Linked DNA regions of Homo sapiens: region 2 is linked to region 1. Evidence: chromatin loops called from intact Hi-C (ENCODE). Cell type or tissue: ovary. All regions are shown on one strand. Links, peaks and the distances in the headings refer to the core of each region. The heading gives the core; the rest is flanking DNA.

What was found. Peaks named below come from ENCODE experiments on the same cell type or tissue, not always from the same donor. Only the 100,000 strongest peaks of a DNase experiment are listed, where the experiment ranks them.
Region 2: a loop joins it to region 1, with 6 times the contacts of the local background. A loop is called at or near these places in 46 of 110 quality-filtered maps.

The regions. Positions count from the first base shown.
Region 1 is chr5:39,564,361-39,574,187 of GRCh38, reverse strand. It overlaps the pseudogene CFAP53P1. Among named protein-coding and RNA genes, the nearest start is that of LINC02104, 49 kb to the right of the region's middle. In ovary, for the core only: a CTCF peak has its summit at 3,600 (motif pointing right); no DNase peak of the experiment used is centred there.
Region 2 is chr5:39,371,969-39,381,795 of GRCh38, reverse strand. DAB2 (DAB adaptor protein 2) reads left to right here. Exons shown (of 15, transcript NM_001343.4): 11 at 180-342; 12 at 4,514-5,146; 13 at 5,690-5,799; 14 at 6,712-6,782; 15 at 8,371-9,827. The coding sequence ends at 6,777. Among named protein-coding and RNA genes, the nearest start is that of C9, 12 kb to the right of the region's middle. RefSeq lists an enhancer at 1-1,061. In ovary, for the core only: a CTCF peak has its summit at 5,358 (motif pointing left); no DNase peak of the experiment used is centred there.

The DNA of each region.
Region 1 (9,827 bases), core at 2,560-5,059:
TCAGCACTATGTTTATTCCCCTCCTCTTCTATAACTCCAATTACATGTATATTATAGCTTTTGTGTACTATCATAGGTCCCTAAGACTTTGTTCTTTCTTTCCTCAAACATTTTTCTTTCTGCTGTTCAGACCGGATAATTTATATTGTTCTATATTCAAGTTTGCTCTTTCTTCTATAATCTCTATTCTACTTTTGAGTCTATTCAGTGAGCTGTTGGGTTTTCTCTTAAATTTTAGATACTATATTTTACAGTTCTAAAATTTTCATTTGGTTCTTCTTTATGTTATTTCTTGCCTGATACTTTCTATTTTAATATTTGTTTCAAGAGTGCCCACAATTACTCATTTGATAATTTTTGTAATAGCTGCTTTAAATTCTTTGTCAGATAATTCCGAGCAGGGGAAGCAAAAAAGTTTTAATTTAGAATGGAGTTTAGAAGGTTGACTCTTACACGATATTGACATTTTAACTGATGGATAAAATTATTCTGATTTTTTTAAGTGACTAGAGAATACTGTTTTTATCTGAGAATGACCAATATTAGACCTGTCTTAGATTTCATTTGGAGGCAGAGGAATGAATAGTGTTTTCTTACTGTACCCTATAGGTTTCTGATAATTTTACACATCAATTACATATATGTGATTTATCACTTATCTTTCTCCCTGACATACTTTATTCTTCCTCAACGTAAAATCAAATGCTGATTTAATTTTTGTTGAAGTTTTACAGTAACATTTTCAAAGAATGTGTATGGGTTGTTTACTTACTAGGTCCTTGTAGATCTCAGAATGTCACATCTTCACCCCAATTCATAAACAAAGCCTGAGAACAGGATTCTAGAATCACAGCTCTTTTCACTCAAAAGTCCATAATATCACTTCATTGTCTTCTATTTTACTGTATTGCAGATAAAAAGATCGATAGTGTTGTCAATATTTTCTTTGTAACTTGTTTTCTCTGTCTGGAAGCTTAATAAGAAGTACTACTGATCGTACAGGTCTGTTAAGCACCCTAGAATGTGGCCAGAAGTATTTCTTTTTTCTTTAAACACCTCCAGCACTTACATGGTCTTTATCATCTAAAAACTCAAGTCTTCATCCAGCTCACAGGGATTTTTTAATATTAATTCTTTGATTTTTGTTATTCCTCTTTTTCTTTCTCTCCTTCTGAAAGTCTTACTAATTGAAATGGTTTATTTCATGAGTGTATACTACCCTGTCATTTTTCATTTCTAATTTTCACTTATTTTTTCTTCTGTTTACTGCTATGATTCCTTACACTAACATTTTGGGTCATTGCTGACAATATTCAGCAGTGTCTATCCTGTTTTTCACAATCTTCATTTTTAAATGTTACATTTCTTGCTTCAAATTTACAGTCTTTTGTGTTTTAAGGTTTTTTAATATGATTTCTGCTACTAAATTCAAAATCCAGCTTGAGGAAAGTCATCTGTCCTAATCATTTAGAGGGATGGCTCTCTTTCAGCCTGCTCACACCTGTTAAAAGTAAGTATTCCATCAACACTGAAGAAAGATAAAATAAGCTAGCCTCGGAAGAAAATGAGTATTTTACTGAATGAAATGCAATTGAAAGAAGCAATAATGGAGGAGAAAAACAAGATAGACTGAGAGAGAAAGCCAGATCATTAAAACAGAAGGAAAACAGGGATACAATTTTGTGGATGAAAAGCTAGACAGTGATTCAGGGCATGCCGCAAGCAGCTCTGTGGTCAATTGCTTTGTATCCATCAAAAGACAAGTGAAGAGCAGAAAGCAGAGGTAGAATTTAATGAAAAGCTGAAGAGGCAGAAACTGGTGAAAGAGAAGATGTTCTCAGAATTCCGAGCAGAAGACTAATCAGCCAAGGAAACATGAGAAACTCAAGAGCTTCAGGAAGAGCTGGAGGAGAACACGCAACTGGGTCAGAATGCCCAGGTCACCAGCATCCAGGTGCAAAAGCAGGTAGTGCAACAGCTAGAGGAAGAGGAGGCGCACCTTATGGAAATAGAAAATGCACAGATTAAACTTGAGAATGAACAGGATAAGCTGTAAAAAGAGGAGACAAAGCAGAAAATTGAAACCGTCTTGCAAAAAGTCTTCCAAGAGAAGGTGGAACGTATTTGACAGAAATACAGAAAAGAGCAGGACTTGAACATGAATTTTGTGGAAGGGCCCTTCAAGACTTACAGGAAGAAGCTGATTAAAAAAGAACAAAGGTGAGACAGGAGAAGGAAACAGAAGAAATCATTAGACAAAATAGTAGAGGCAGAGAAGGAAAAAAAAAGTTGGCCAAGGACAGGAAGGTAAGATTCGAAAAGGAGGCAAGGAAACAACTTGTGAATGAGGTTATGTGTACAGGAAAAGTTCAAGTTCAAGAAACATTGCAAAGAAAAGCAAAATAATAGAAAAGATATGCTATGGAACAGGATTGCATAAATGAAGGTTTTAAAGAACTTAAGGATGAAGAGGAGAATTTTGGAGATGCAGTGGTTTAGCTTAGGAGTATAAGAGACAACTGCAAACGCAAATATTCCACCAGCAGCAGGCCCGGGAAGCAGAGAAGAAAGAGGAACACTGAGTGTTTGAAGCAGGGATAACAGCAAACAGGATTTGCCAGGACAAAATTCAGGAGATACCAAGCACCTATCAAGTGCTATCCAGAAATACTCATTTTATGTGGGAAGTATGCCCTAATAGGCTTCCAGCATAGTTTCTTGAACATTAATATATTTTTCCTCATCCTGGTGTGGTCCCACAGGCTGTCTGGTACTATTATTATTAGGAGGGAGATACCTTAGAATTGGCAGGCCTATCTCCCAGGCAATTGTAAATTGTCAGACAAAGAAGATATGTTTCATTTTGTTGATGACAACAAGCCAACCAGCTGCAATCCTGGAATTAATGGATGGGGAGAGGAGTCACAAGATTCTCGGGCTCCTCCCAGATCTTGAGATAAAAGAAAGGTTCACCTCAGCATGTCACAACTCTTTAGACTATGGAAGACCCTCCTAGGGTCACTGAGGTGCTGGCCTGGGCAGCTGGTTGACCTTCTCAAGCATCTGGAGTATCCTTGGATTTTCCACCAGGCTCCCCCAGATGTACTGGTCTCTTGTCAGGTCTAGGATGTTTCAGCTCCCCTATCCCAGAGCCTTATAAGGAAAATCATTTCGCTGCTCCTAGACTGTCTCAGGAGCACTTGGAGCTTTGGTTTGCAGATAGGATCTCCTCTCTTTTCTGACTCTATGATTGGCAAACAACTCCTTTCCTCTTTTCTGCCCCAAGCATATGCAAACTGACACATCTGCCCAGTGATGACCTTAGGAGAAGAAAGGAGTCAAGCACCTATACTTAGGTTTGAAAACTATTTATTAGATTTTTGATTTTATAAAGTTTTACTTCTTTCTCATTACATTATAAGCTCTTTGAGACTAGGCACTTTATCTTTTAATTCTCTCTTATCCACTTTTATCATGCTAGTCAGTTAAAATTTGAAATTCAATAAATATCTTCTGCTCCCAAAATTCACATTAGAACACTTTTACAAACAATTCCAAGTGATACCGCTAGATGGAGGACTTGATATAGTTCCTCCGCCTAAGAAAAGCAAAGCAAAACTCTTATGAGGTGACTCTGAGATTTCCAGATCTGAATTTTTATTGCATGTTAAATTTAGTAAGGATCCCCTCATTTGAAAGAGGTAGGTAAAATTCTCACTTAGGCCTTAAGAAATTGTTCTATGAGTGAAGGAGAGAACGAGTAACTTCCCAGCCCACACCTCACAGCATTAGCAAAGTAAAATGTTTATTTCAGAAAGTGAGAATAGATATCAGGAAGGGGTGGCGGGGTGGGGAGAAGACACTATGCTTAAAAAAAATAGGTTCTTCCTCCAAGAGTTTATCATCTGGGGTTTTTATTTAAAGTTTTTCTCAGATGCTATTTTGCTATTTGTTAAATGCCATTAAAAGAGAGAGAGAGAGACAGTAAGAGGGAGAGAGAGACAAAAGTCAGTCCCTATTCTGCCTCCAGGAAGTGCTGGGAAACTTGCAATGCTTCATTGACCTTGGCTGTCCACCTTATTCCACTGAAATAGCCAGGTGATTTTCTCTAAGTGTAAATGCCTGGAACTCTTTTGTGGATGCTAATAGGTAAGAGGAAACTGCTCACTGTGACCACTTTTCAAGGGTCAAAAGTCAACGTTCACATTAGCTTTGTTAAAATACAGTCTGGTGACTTGCTCAATCCAGTATGATGTTGGTTCGTCTTTAGTACTACCCTCGGAGGAAGGTGGAAGAATTAAAAAGAATCCAAGAGGAATTCTTTTTAATCAGTTTTTAAAATTGCCTTCATTCGACACTGAACAGAAACTCAGAGAACTTCAATACATGCTTCATTTTGGAGCAAAAAGATATAGTGACTCAGATTAAATGAAAGTATGTCTTAGATTATCTAACCAAGTAAACAGTATTTGGTTTTGTAAATAAAGCAGTTTGTGAGAGACATACTGACCTATAAGTAGGAGTGATATCCCTTGGTGCAGTTCTCCTGGTTAACCAGGTTTTACAAGCACAGGTTGGCCATGCTTCTTTCTGCAGTTGTCTGCAACCTGGACTTGCCCAAAGCATGGAATCGTATTCACTGGTAAAGACACTAGTTAGGTAGCCACAAGAATATAGTCAGTTTAAATGAGCATTTTTGGCTGGCTGGGCTAGGATGGGACACTGATGCTTCCAGAATTCCCACTATGAGATTGCTTATTGTTGTGCCTTTTCTTGGAAAGAAGAGGCAGGACTGGTGGTTTGTCTGAGACCCTTAGACTACAGGAGGAGTGCTAGAACCTGCCAGAACTGGGTTTCATTCACTCATCCCAAAGAAGATTTTTGGAACAGAATCAGAAGCAGCTAGACCTACTCAACAGAGACTTAGAAAGACCAGAGCTTTTAAAGCTCAGGCAGCAAAGTATGGTAGAGAATTTGGGAGAAGGCTGTTCACTATGTCCCCAAATCAGCAATAATATATGCTGATTACCTGATTGAAACTTTTGGAGATGTCTGGAGACAGAAAGGCATGAGTGTCTTCCTGGGTGATTGGCAGTGACGGTGGTTCCTTTTTCTCAGTCAGCTTTGTGGACAGCTGCTGTGCACAAGCAAGTGAGGAAAATAGAGGAGACGCCACGCCATGTCCAGAAAATGGCCTACTTATGCTCCCTGCATACGTTTTGCCAATTCCTGACAATGGTCACCTTTCTTTCTTGAGTTAATAGGCAAAATAATACATTATTTGTTGAGAACATTCCTTGCGCCAGTCACTTGACATAGATTATTTTTATTTAACTTCACAGTAATCCTATGAAATGCTAATATTACTCCATTTTACAGGTGAGAAAACAGTCCCAGGGAAGGTAAGTACCCAAGGTCCCACAGCTAATAAAAAGTAGCACTAGGATTTAAGCCCAAGCAGTTTGACTCAAAAACTTATGACTGTATCCACTATAATTGACTAATTCCCAAAGTAAAATCCCTCATTTATATCAATGGGTGTTGGATGGAAATGTTATTCTAACCATATCAGATAGTCAAAACAAATAAACAAACAAAAACAAACAAAAAACCACATGTTACAGAAGCAAAGGTATAAGTAGCACAGAGGACAAGATGATTAACTCTGTTCAAGGTAATTTAGGTACCTCGTCAAGGACATACCTGCAAGAAAATGAATGAGATGTGTGTCAGACACATAGGACTAGAGAAGAGGGTCCAGGCAGAAGGAGCAGCGTGTGCAAAGGCCAGCAGCACTGAATAGCATGAAGTGTTTGTGTAACTGGCAGCAGAATGGTTTAGTTGGAATGTAAGCCATAGGCAAGGAAATAAAGCTGGCCAATTAGGCAAGATTTAGATCTGATCACATGGGGCTTCAGTGTGATGTATTCTCAGAGGTTTGGAGGTTTTATCCTATGGATGACACCAACTAACTGAAAGATTCTAGGCTTGTGATGTGTGAGTGCTGGTGGTGGTGGCATAGGTTGCTGTAGCAAGGCTAAGAAACTGAAAACAGAAATCCACTATATTATTTTCCACAAGAGAGTCACTCCCCTTAATTTTAACATAAAGCAGTTAGGGCCATCTCAGAGGAACTCATGCAGGCAGAGGGCATTAAGTGAAAAGAGCAAGTTACCTGTAACAGCCCACACATTTCCCTCCGAGGTACTAAACATAGAAGAGAATGTTTTCTACTTAATTTGCTATTGCTACATTCCTTCCTCTACCTTATTTCAAGTAATTTAGAGCATCTCAGTTGTCTCCTTTTTCAAGCTACTTGTCTGTGGTGCAATCAAAACACATTTCTCAGTATTTATCTGCACAATTCATGGTTTCAATCAAGTGTTGACTTCTTTGATACAAGTAAGTTGATAACCTTGGAAACCTTTGCACTGATTGTAAATAGGGAGCTGAAGTCTCTTTACCACTAACAGGTCAGTACTGTTTGTTTCACACTAATAAATGTACATGTACATATAGATATATATGTGTATCTATATATACATGCATACATATATATAGATATGTATGTATATATACAGGTATATATACATACACAGACATATATACACATATATATTGACTTAATTTTTAAACTTTACTCCTACAAATTTAAGGGAAATACTGTTAATGTTTTAAATTTTATCCTGTGCATTAGCAATACCTGATCGACAGAGTTGTTTTAAGGCTTAAATAATAATAACATATAATGTACTTAACACAGCCTAACCAAAGCAGACACTTGCTCATAACTCCACCCTCCTCACTTCTAGCAGATTAGAAATGGACATCATAAATTTCATACTATATTTGACTGGACAGTATCAGGCAAAAAATAGAAGTCTACTTCAAACTATCTTAAATAAAAAAGGAACTTTTTTGGCTTTTGTAAAAGGAAGTTCAGAAATGGCTAAAGCCAGGTCCTGGATTGGATTAAATATATCAAATCTTTCATTCTCCTCCCTCCTCTTCTTTCTTTTCTTCCTTCCTTCCTCTTCCTTCCTCAGTACTGGCTAGATACTCAGGAAGCTTATCCTCAAGAGTGGCTAGGATGGCTGCCAGCAGCTCTAGACTTAAACTTCACCAGCTAAGCAATTTCAAAATAGAAAACATTTCTTTCCAATAGCTTCATCAAGAATATCCCAAAAGGCTGGCATAACCTAAAAGAAATAGAAATCCTGAAAATCATTAGAAAATTATAATCACAATGGGTACATTATGCCTAGAATACTGCATGGAATTCTGGTAAATTCAAATCAGGAAAAAGAAAGCTGACAAATATTCAACTAAAGGCAATTACTCTGACCCAGAGTATAAAGAAGTTTCCATATTGGGCCATGAAATAAAGATTTGACTCAAACCCAGAAAAATAAGGGCCTGAAGCTTGCACATAACAAGCCTGGGCATAGGAGAATAAATAAGGAAAAAAAAAAAAAAGGCATCTTAGCCTCTTGGGAATATGACCTGGCAAATTGGTAGTGTGTTTGTAAGAAGAAAATGTGTTCTTATTGTTCATCTCCCACTTATGAGTGAGAAAATGTGGTGTTTTGTTTTCTACACATACCGGGGCCTGTCGGGGAGTGGGGGGCAAAGGGAGGGAGAGCATTAGGACAAATACCTAATACATGTGGGCTTAAAACCTAGATGACAGATTGATAGGTGCAGCAAACCACCACAGCACATGCATATCTACGTAACAAGCCTGCACATTCTGCACATGTATCCCAGAACTTAAAGTAAAACAAAAAATAAAAAAAGAATATTCAGTCAAATTTGTCTATCTGCACAAAAAAATAAAAATAAAAATAAGTACATTTTTTAAAAAAGAAAATGTGTGCCTTCCTCCAGACAGACATAGCCGTGTTCCAGAGAGAGGGCTCAGCCAGGAGACTTGGGATGGACTTCAGCCTTTCATTGCGCCCTTGTTCAGCCACCTTTGGAGAGGCACTACCTACATAAACATAGCCAGCTGCTCTGGCTAAGAGAACATACAACACATCATCCGGTACTTGCTTTATGAATTAGTGAGTTTAAATACAAACCAATTTTCATTGCCAAACCCTTGATTATTAGAACTAGGTGAGCATACATTGTTATAAATATATGTAAGTTTCTGGCAAATTTTTACTTTCCACAACAGATGGGAGTAAACTTGCAGAATATATTTTCTTGATATGGTACATGCTAACATATTAAATAGTTTGAAAAGAATTAAGATTAATAAACTCAAGCAGCTACAGGGGTATGTATCTAGTTTGACATAAAATGGGTTATTATGTTTTTGCATATGAACATAACTTCATAAACTCACCAAAAGTTGAGTGGGAGTCCAATGTAACTCACCTGTGATGACAGATGACATCACAGTGATCAGATCCTTCTATACATTTTTTGGTATTGTCATCAGGACCATTGCTTTGACCCATTGTATCCAAAGTGAGTTATTTATACCCCTGTAAGTACCTAGAGGATTACTGGTGGTACACAGAAGGGGTGGAGGTAGTCTATGACTTGCAGGCACTTGGGCCAGGTGAAAGGAAGAAAAGAGGAGGAAGAAGACGGGGAGAGCAATGGTGATGGTCCATTTTCCTCTTGTTAACCACACTCACATATACAACTATGTGTTGGACTCTCCCACCTAAAATACTACTAAAGGGTTTCCAAGACACAGCTGGAACAATAGGGGTAGGTATCTCCAGAAATGAGGCACTCTTCAAGCAGCCGTCAGCCACATCACCTGAGGAAAGTCCATCCCAAGACAGGGCCCCATTGAAAGGATTCAGCTGTACATCCCTTAGACAGTTTAAAACAGGAATATGGTTCCTAATTCTGACTCAGCTGCCACCAACACATGGAAATCAGAGGTTACAAGCACAGACTTGGATTCAAGTCTGCATTTTGGATTTTTTGTTTGTTTGTTTTTGTTTTTTTGTTTTTTTTTTTTTTTTTTGGTCTCACTCTGTCACCCAGGCTGGAGTACAGTGGCACGATCTCAGCTTACTGCAACCTCTGCCACCCAGGTTCAAGTGATTCTCCTGCCTCAGCCTCCTGAGTAGCTGGGATTACAGGCACCTACCACTGCACTTGGCTAATTTTTGTATTTTTTTTTTTTTTAGTAGAAACGGGGTTTCACCATATTGGCCAGGCTGGTCTTGAACTCCTGACCTCGTGATCCACCCGCCTCGGCCTCCCAAAGTGCTGGGATTACAGGCGTGAGCCACTGTGCCTGGCCCAAGTCTGCATTCTTTTACCTTCTAGTTATCTGCCCTTATTCTTTGTTGTAAATGGGAGATAGTAAGAGTACCTACCTTTATATGGATGCTGTGGGAAATAATTTAATAAAGTTGATAAAGCATGAAGCACAGTAGCTAGCACTCAGTAAATACCTAATAAACAGTAGCTGTTAATATTATTGTACAGTAAATCTAGGGTCCTTGGAAGGAGTTCTCTAACTTCATTTAACGAATATTCAACCAGCAAATATTGAAAACCTTGCTAGAGCTGAACAACTAAATTATGTTAGCATTTCAGAAACCTGCTGACAATATCCTGAACATCATAAAAAGACACATTAATGACTTCATAAAATGTCTTCAAAAGTATTTTTCTCAACTGGATGACAACAGTGAAGCAGAAAGAAAACTTGTTCTAATCAGTCGTGGGGCCCTACTGAGGAACTTGACAGCTTCAGAAGAACCCATTCTAGAAGTCATGTCAGACAGGTTTTTTTTTAATCCAAAACTTTTACAAATGTATGCAAATTAGAAATTGATTTTCAGCACACAATT
Region 2 (9,827 bases), core at 3,942-6,441, 190 kb after region 1:
CTGTGTCTTTTTTTGGAGGACTCTTTTTCTGTAGTAGTAGTTGTTGTTGTTCATCTGTCAAGAAAAAAGTTTTCCTTTTTGTGGCTCTCAAATTGGGGTATAGGGTAGGAGACAAAATGAGGCTGTATTTCACTGTTAGTGAGTAACTAAGGCTTCTCCCTCCCTCCCTGTCCTGTCAGTCTTCAGCCAATGACTTGCTTGCATCAGACATCTTTGCTCCTCCCGTCTCAGAACCTTCAGGCCAGGCGTCACCCACAGGACAACCTACAGCCCTGCAGCCCAACCCTCTGGATCTCTTCAAAACAAGTGCTCCTGCCCCAGTGGGGCCCCTGGTGGGTCTAGGTAGGTGCCTAGAGATAAAATTAAGTATGACTCTTTTGCTTTTGCTCATAAAATGATGATGCATCGGAAGAGATTTCATACTCCCAGAGGGTTTTACAGCATAAGATTTGAGCATCCCAGGGAGCCCTTCTCCCACTTCTACTATACAACCCCACATCCATTTGATATTCTTGACTTGTAACTCACATTTGGCTCCTCGAGGCAGCATGAGACAAGAAATTCATTTTCAGTATTGTACTTACTTGAACCAACTGGTCATGGTTTCCTGAAAGACAATTGTAAGGGATTCTAAACTCAGACCAGCTTCAGTAGCAAAACAGGGTTGACATAAGAGAGGCTTGTCTGTCAACATGCATGTCTTCCATGTCTTTTGCCATAATAGATCGAAGGCCTATGTCCTTTCAACACATAGCCCTCTTAGAAGGAATATATGCCCAAGAAGGATGTAAGTTAAGTCTGAAGCAAGAATAAGTCATAGAGTGAAAGTCCTAGGTTCTGGGCCCAGCTGTGTTCCTAGGTGTATGGTAAGGGTAGATCAGGCACACATCCTGATCAGTCTCTGAGCACTTCTGCCATAGGAGCTCCTTGCCAATATTTTGGCTAGCTTGAGTGTTTTACTGAAGCTAGAACATAAGTCCTAGAAAGCCAAAGTTGAAAAAAGAGAGAAATAAGGGAAGAGATGGAATTTTATCAGACAGCTAGTATGCATTGACGCTCTTAATTCCTAAATGTGTCATTAGCTTGTGTGAGCCGCTGATCACTCTGTGGTAGGACAGTGGGAAAGTCCACTTGACTGAGGGCTGGCCTTGCTATTCTTAGTCCATAGCCTATAGTTCTTTTCAGACTCCATGGTACAGTTTTCAGAAACCCTGACAATAGTTTTTGCTGTCCTGCTATGGACTCTATTTTTCTTCTCTTGGCACCTCTACAAACTCCAAATGGACTCTGGCTTGGGAGGTGGAGGACTGTAGACGAGGAAGGACTCTCCTCTCCTTCGGTAAAATCTGACCAGGGATCCTGGCTTTCTCTGCCTCCTGCAGTCAGTCATCAGGATCCTTGTTTTGTTTTCCTCTCTGTCTCTGTTGTTTTCCTACAAAGGAAAATAGTTTGGTTCTTTTACAAGAAATCTGTTTAATCATATCTAGAATAGGGTGGCCAGAGGAGGACTGTTACTCAACTGCTGAGTGGCAGAAATCCGTGAGGGTATGAAAAGCCAGCTTGTCCCAGGTCTCTGCTCGCATTTACCCCATCAAGAGGCTCTCTCTAAAGACTTCATGTCTCTTGGGGGCTTCCCCCTTTCTGCGTTGCTCTTTTCCTTGCACCCCCAAGTGGAGCTGGTTGGTACCCTTCCCTCACAGAAGACCAGAGTGCTTGCAATGCAATGTCTGCAGCGAGATCACATCACAGAGCTTTTTATCTGATATCAATGCCCTTAAGAATTTTTGCAGCCAATATTTAACAAGTCAGCCTGAAAATACAGCTGGACCCTATAACTGTTTATTTATTCAGACGAAGTGAAGCTTTTTGGCTAGGTGCCCCTGTTGAGGGCTTGGGGTATACAACTGCAGAATACTGATGATTGTTCCAAGTTTGGACATGGGACTCAAACTGAGCTCTACAGTATAGTCCCTGTCCACTAGCAGGGATCCTCAGCCAAACCATGGAAGGTTGTAGGTCTGGCTTCCGCTAGACCCAGCTGGGGGACTGTCTCCCCTGGAGAACTGGGGGGGTGGGGAGAGGGTATTGTAGAAAGCTGAGCCCTCAGATTCAACTTGCTTGTATTTTAATCTAGCCTCAGAAGGTAATAAAATTAATGTTCTATACCCATGTCCCCTTTTTCCTTATTCCTTGCCCCTACTTTGTCAATGTGTTCAATGTGTTCAATGTGTTAAAACACAATGTGGGGATTTGGTGGGTAGGAATGAAGACTGGTATAAGTATATACTGGGAAAGCCTTGAATTCCTGGCAAATGTAATATTTTTCTCTCCTTTTTTTTTTTTTTTTTTTTTGAGACAGAGTCTCACTCTGTCACCCAGGCTGGAGTGCAGTGGTGCTGTCTCAGCTCACTGCAACCTCTGCCTCCCAAGTTTAAGTGCCTCAGCCTCTCTAGTAGCTGGGATTACAGGCATGCGCCACCACACCCAGCTAATTTTTGTATGTTAGTAGAGACAGGGTTTCGCCACGTTGGCCAGGTTGGTTCTGAACTCCTGGCCTCAAGTGGTCCTCCCACTTTGGCTTCCCAAAGTGCTGGGATTACAGGTGTAAGCCACTGCGCCCAGCCCTAATATTTTTCTCTTTTACAAATACCATTCTCACTAATATGATATTTTCCTAAATGAAGACAAGTTGTCCAACATGAAAGATGATAAAATTCTACCCTCCTTTTTGCACAGCTAACTGGTGGAAATTATTAGCAAGTGATCTGGCTTCTGTTAATACAATTTAATTGAATGTGTTTTAAAATACAAGCAACAACTTTGTTCAAACTAAACCCATTTTTAGAGCCTGTATTGTAGAATATAACTTTTCTCTTGATTTGTTATGAAAGGAGTATATTCTTCAGTGAAAATGAAGTCTAATTTCTGTATCCGTGAAATAAGTATTTGAATTAACATAGCATTTGAAAATTAAAATTGCCCCATGCCTTGCTGCCAAGGAAGCAGAACAGGAGAATGGGGTGCCGGATTTAGAGCCAGTGTGCCTGATTTTCAGTTTCTACCATCCCAGACTATGACCTTCCCAATTTTAATGAATATTCTTGCACCCAGTTTCCTCACCTCCAAAAAGCATGCTGATTAAGTGAAATGGCCTGTTCTGAAACCCACCACTCTCTGTGAGTACACCATGTGTGCCCATGGCCAGATGGCCAGCATGCATGATGAGAATGGAGTCAGGTAATACCAATGTCTCAGACTAAGAAGCTCGAAGATATAATCTTGTGCTCCATCACTCCTAAATACCATTTTCAAAGTATTCCCTCTTGGAAACATAAACGTCCCTAACCCAGGTCTGAAGAAAACTTTCATAACTAAAGAATGCCATGCACCAAAGCTCAAAGCAAGTAGATTTCAAGAGCGAAGCATCACCCACTAATAGATATGAGGCTGAATTTAGGTTTCCTTCTTAGCGGTGAGTTTAACTGAATCATTAATGCACTTGGAAAGAGGCAGGAAAGACAGTGCCCTGTATATTAGAACAAGATGCAGGGAGCGAGCCTCTCAAGAATCAGAGGCCATCATTGGAGAGGCCTGGATTCTGGCGATTTAACGAATTCCTGATGACATAGCAAGGTCGTAGGAGATGGAGCCATTCACCACAAAGATCAGATGCCCCAACACAGGCCATTAGTTACCTTGAAAGATTTTTGTTTCCCATTGTCCTCTCTCCTCTTTTAAATTCTCTGTTCTAACTTCTGGCAAGGTTTAGCAAATGGCACATGGCAGGAAGCACTTTTATTTGAAACAGTCTTCCTAGGATAACATCCTTTCTTCCATTTTTATATATAAACGTCTAAAACTATCTTGGCATTGGCCAAACTTTATCTTCCCTTTATGTATATAGCTGTATCAGTCTTGGCAGCAATAAAAAGTGAAGAAACTTTGAAATGGTTTCTTCAGGATGCAAGCATGTTGAGGTCTTGTGCACATGTGTGATTGCTGGTTTCCATAAGACTCCAGACGTGAGCCAGTTGCCAAATGAAAAGATCAAATCTGTGACTCAGAGAGTCCAATGGATTATCTTAATTAACTACATCATAATCAGCATGGTTCATGCATAAAAATATATTCACTTAAATAAGTTCCTGCTATTAACAGGCTCTGTTCTAGTTGTTTGAGATGTATCAGACAACTAGTGTCTGTATGATAAGGGCTTATTTTTTTGATGAGTAGATACTTATGGACCGTACTACCCTTCTAATCAGGAAAGTTAAAAAGACATGGTAGGAAGAACATGGGCCTCAAAATGCAACCAGCATTTGAATGCTCACTATACAGTGTTAGCTGGCTAACTTTTACAGTGATTAATCTGTCATATTCTTCCCATATCAGCCTCAGGGCTCAATGGAGGTGTTAGCTGTGGAGAGGCTTTCCAGAGAGTTGTGCTCTCTGAAATTCAAGAATCTTCTTCAAGCTTGACTCCTGATAAGTATTTTTCTTCCTCTTACTTCAGGTGGTGTAACTGTCACACTCCCTCAGGCAGGACCATGGAACACAGCATCTTTGGTCTTCAATCAGTCCCCTTCAATGGCTCCGGGAGCCATGATGGGTGGTCAACCTTCAGGTTTTAGTCAGCCCGTCATTTTTGGTACAAGTCCAGCTGTTTCAGGTTGGAACCAGCCTTCACCCTTTGCAGCCTCAACTCCCCCTCCAGTGCCTGTTGTCTGGGGCCCTTCTGCATCTGTGGCACCCAATGCTTGGTCAACAACAAGCCCTTTGGGGAATCCTTTTCAGAGCAATATTTTTCCAGCTCCTGCTGTGTCCACTCAGCCCCCATCCATGCACTCCTCTCTCCTGGTCACTCCTCCTCAGCCACCTCCCAGAGCTGGCCCTCCCAAGGACATCTCCAGTGATGCCTTCACTGCCTTAGACCCACTTGGGGATAAAGAGATCAAGGATGTGAAAGAAATGTTTAAGGATTTCCAACTGCGGCAGCCACCTGCTGTGCCCGCGCGGAAGGGAGAGCAGACTTCTTCTGGGACTTTGAGTGCCTTTGCCAGTTATTTCAACAGCAAGGTTGGCATTCCTCAGGAGAATGCAGACCATGATGACTTTGATGCTAATCAACTATTGAACAAGATCAATGGTAAGCCACTCACCACTCTGCCTACTGTTCCAACAACTATCTCCACTGCCACATGGACCTAAATGAGTTCCCCAAATGAACCCTCTCCCACCCGCCAACAGCTTTGCTCTTGCTTCTGTTGGTAATCAAGGGTTACGGAGACAACTTAACCATTTACCTTTTGGTGATAACTATTTACCTTAGTCATTTCTGAGGACTGACCCAATGCTGCCCTCTAGTGATAAATCTTAAAAGGGCTGCCATGAGCTATTGAAATGTGATGACTGGTGACTCTTGGAGGGCTGTGTAATAAGGCGTCATCCATGTCCCATCAGCTTAAAATGAGGGGATTCTGAATCTCTTCCACTTCAGATAAATATGCATGGCTTTCTCTTCCGAGAAGGATAATAATTATTGGGGTACCTAGTATTTGGTGTTGATTTTTGTTCCACTGATGTAAATTTCAAAAGTATAGAACTAAACTTCAAAAATAAGCTGACTCGGGGACTGGCCTATATTTGGGGAAAGCTTGTCTACTGATTGCCTGGATTTTTTACCTTCTAGAACCACCAAAGCCAGCTCCCAGACAAGTTTCCCTGCCAGTTACCAAATCTACTGACAATGCATTTGAGAACCCTTTCTTTAAAGATTCTTTTGGTTCATCACAAGCCTCTGTAAGTATGAACTACTAGAAGCTCTTCTCCAAAGTACATGCCACATAGAGCTCCAGCCTCCTGAATTAACCTTGCTTTTATAATAGCTTTTATTTATTTATTTATTTTTTTAAGACAGAGTCTTGCTCTGTCGGCCAGGCTGGAGTGCAGTGGTGCAATCTCAGCTCACTGCAACCTCCACTTCCTGAGTTCAAAGGATTCTCCTGCCTCAGCCTCCTGAGTAGGTGGGACTATAGGCACGTGCCACCACACCTGGCTAATTTTTGTATTTTTTTGTAGAGATGGGGTCTCGCCATGTTGGCCAGACTGGTCTCAAACTCCTGACCTTAAGTGATCCATCTGCCTTGGCCTCCCTCAGTGCTGGGATTACAGTCATGAGCCACCGCACCTGGCTATAATAGCTTTTTGATGGTAAAACATGTTTAGCTAAGATTTGTCACCAAGAACCTTCACAGTATAAACATTCATTTAAACTGGAGAAAGATTATTTGCACAAGAACTATTATCTTCTGAATTTGAGAAATAATATCACATAGAAAACATCCTTCATATCTCACTTAACCTGACCCATGAAAGCATTTCGGGAGAAAATTGAGCCAAAATACTGTCTTGAAAACCTTTCAAAAATTTAAGTTCTTAATTTTCCAACAATATTTCTATAGCCTGTGAAAATAATACTTCCCATTTCGGGGAGGCAAATGAAATGCATCTGAACCTTGATTTTCACATAAATAATATACACTGCCATCTGCAAGCAGATGAAAACAAAACACTGTAAGCCCCATATAATGTTTGATTGGCTGATTGGCCTATGACCTAAGCGATTTTTAAAAGAATTTTGGAAGTCTTCATTGCGATTTTTTTCTTATGACTGTAACTGTATTTATTGACTAGATGATTTTATCTTCTTAGGTGGCTTCTTCTCAACCTGTATCTTCTGAGATGTATAGGGATCCATTTGGAAATCCTTTTGCCTAAATTCTGTAAGTAGAAGATCCTAATAAGCCTGTCTCAGGGGTTTTTGTGAGAAAGGGTGACATGGAATAAAGAGTGAAATTTTAATTTTAGAATTGGGAAGAGGGTAAATATCTATAATTTAGGAGTAATCGACAGGAAAATCTCTACTGAGATCATTCAATAATGACTAGGCTGGGCACTTAAGAATAGAATTCCTAAACACATCAAAAAATAGTAATATACCCTTGGGGATGTGGATTTTTATCTTATTCCATGTTCTTGGTTTTTCAGTTCTGTGTGGGAAGTAAAACTCAAAACAACACATCACAGGTTTCTAACCTTTTTACTTTCATATTGAAGTGGTTGCAAAACAACCTAGTAATAATTTGGTTTCCTATAAAGGGTTCAGATTCCATTGACTTTCTGAAGCCACCAAGTCAGCAAAACAGATTATGATCATTACTTCTCTACCATTTAACTGTGAGCAATCTCAAAGTTAGTCTGAAAGAGTCTGATGGTATTAAATCTGAAAGTTTTAACAACTATTAAAGATCTCCTTCATAGGCAGTAGGAGCTCAAAATGAGTCTGAAGGTTGATTCTTCTGTCTCATGAACTTTATCTTAGATAAGTGATTAGGTAGAATCACCCTCAGCTGAAATCCTGGGAGGGCTCAGTGTAACTCTTTCTCTACAGAAGGTGACAGCAACTTTATTCTGATCTCAAAAGACTGAATTTAGTAGGGAAAGGAACGCTCTCCCCATTTTAGAGCAGGTAGGCCAGCTGGTAGGGGTAGAACAATAGAAATAATGAAAAACAACAACAACAACAACAAAAACCAAGCCCATTTTTTTTCCAATCTTGTCTCATCCAAACAGGACTACTAAACTGTGATTTGGCTCATCTAGAATGTAATTATTTTTAATAGATAGATATCTTAAACGTGGCGAAAACAATAAGATTGAGCTTATAGGCATCTGGATCATTTTCCCTCAACTCCAGTTCTACAATGACTGTGTTTCCTGTAGTACCTTTCCATAAACTGCTTCAGAGAACTGGGTAAATCATTAAAAATGCAAATTCCTGGGTCCTACTGCAGCCCTAAGGAATTTCTCTTTGGTGCCAAGGAAATGCTTCCTTTTAACAAGAGTGCAGGTGATTCTAAAGGTAATAAAGCAGTAAGTAGATATTTAAGAGCTAGAAGTCTTACCAGAGATCATTCTCACCTTCCATTCAAGGGGAGATATACCCAAACCAATAGAAGGAGTAAACTACACTCAGAGTCAAGATGGATTGTATGGACTAAATTGAATGAACTAGACTTCTCTTTGGAGGTCCTTCCTTCTTTAGGTCATGAAGGAAGGATAGTTTAGGTCAACCTGCTACATCAATAGATTGGGTAAGGGGAACTCTCATGGGATAAAATAACTAACATTGTTGAGCACTTGCGCTAAGCATTTTATTAGATGCTCTACATTTATCATCTTCATCAATCCTCACATCAGCCCTAGGAGATACTATTACTGACATCTTTAATAATGACTTGATATTTAATACATTGATATTCAGTTCAAAAATTCTAACCACAAGTTTCTTTCTTCTCCATACCTCTCTAGGAACTTGGTCTGCAGACCATCCAGAGGAATAAAAAGGTTGGCCTTAGTAGTCAAAAACAAAGCTGATAGCCAGACACGTTCTGATTTCTGCCCTTGTTCCAGCTTTGACGTATTATCTGTTGCCTTATTTCTCATTGCCTCTTCTACTTGTAAAATGCTTTTCACTTTCTGTCTAGGTTAAAGCTAAACTGAATCTATGGCTTTAAATAAATTAAGATCCTAAACTCTCTAGCTTAAGTGTAAATGAAGTACAGTAGTTTCCCTACTGAACCCTGCCTCTTGTGTCCCTGGAACCTTCTAGAACACCTGCCTTCTACCCTCTGGTTGGGAGATGCAGCCACCACATCCCTTCATATCATACTGTTTTGAATAAATTTTCAAATCCTTATTGTTCAGAGTTGTTTGGGGGTTCTGTTTCAGAGCATAAAACCTAAAGGTTATAGTAGAACAAGGCACCTTCTTAAAAGAAATCTTGCTTCAGACCATCAGTTACAGAGAATTTCTAAAGTAAAATTGAAGCAACTACAACTTCTCCTTAGACACTTTGGAATCTAACCACTTAAGGACCTTTTTAAAGAGATAGCTTCTCTTCTTTCTGAAGATCAATTTCTCCCAAGGCCAAGATTGTCCTTTTCTCCCATTTCTTGCTAGCTATTGCAAATGAGGGAAGAACATTATTCATCTCTCCTCCCCTTTTTTTTCTGATTCTTTTTTCAGTCAGTTTTGCTCCTGGGTTCAAGTAGTATTACCACCCTTTCACAAGCAACAGACTCTCACAGGGCAAAAAAAAAAAAAAATCTAATGATTCACAGACAGATCTGGAGCCTCTCTTCATTCTCAGTAATTGCTAGTCCCAAGAACTAGAATTGCAAATGGGCACAACCTATATCCTTCCTGTGGAAGAGGAGGCCACTCTCTTGAGCTGAAGTTCCAGAAGAGCAGTTAATGTTCAAGAGAAATTGAACTCAACTCAGCAACAAAGGACTCTATTTTGAAGAGCAACATATCACAAAGCTAAATGTGATTGTGCCAAACACATTAGGTGCTTATTTGGGGTCATGCTAGGCCTTTATCAAGTAACTGGAAAACTTTTCTTGCAGCCACAATCTCAATGTCGTTAGTAGGAAGATAAGAGGGGAGAAAAAGCTGTAGAACAAATGTTTGGGGTTACCATTGAAAATCTAATGTCTGCAATATTTTTCTCCTCACAACTTGGAAACGTTCCCAGTTCATTTTCAGTCCTGTTGTGAGCACAGTTCTGAAGGGTTTATTATTGTCAAAATAAGTTTTGTTTTGTTTTGTTTATGTTGGGTTTTTAATGTTGTCTCTTGACCCTTAATGCTCAGGTTCTTGTGGGAGTTAATCAGCCACATCCAATGTTACCTTGAGGGGGAAGAAGAGGGTGATGCTCAGAAGCTAAACAAGACAGGGGCCACATGACCCTCTATTGATTAGCC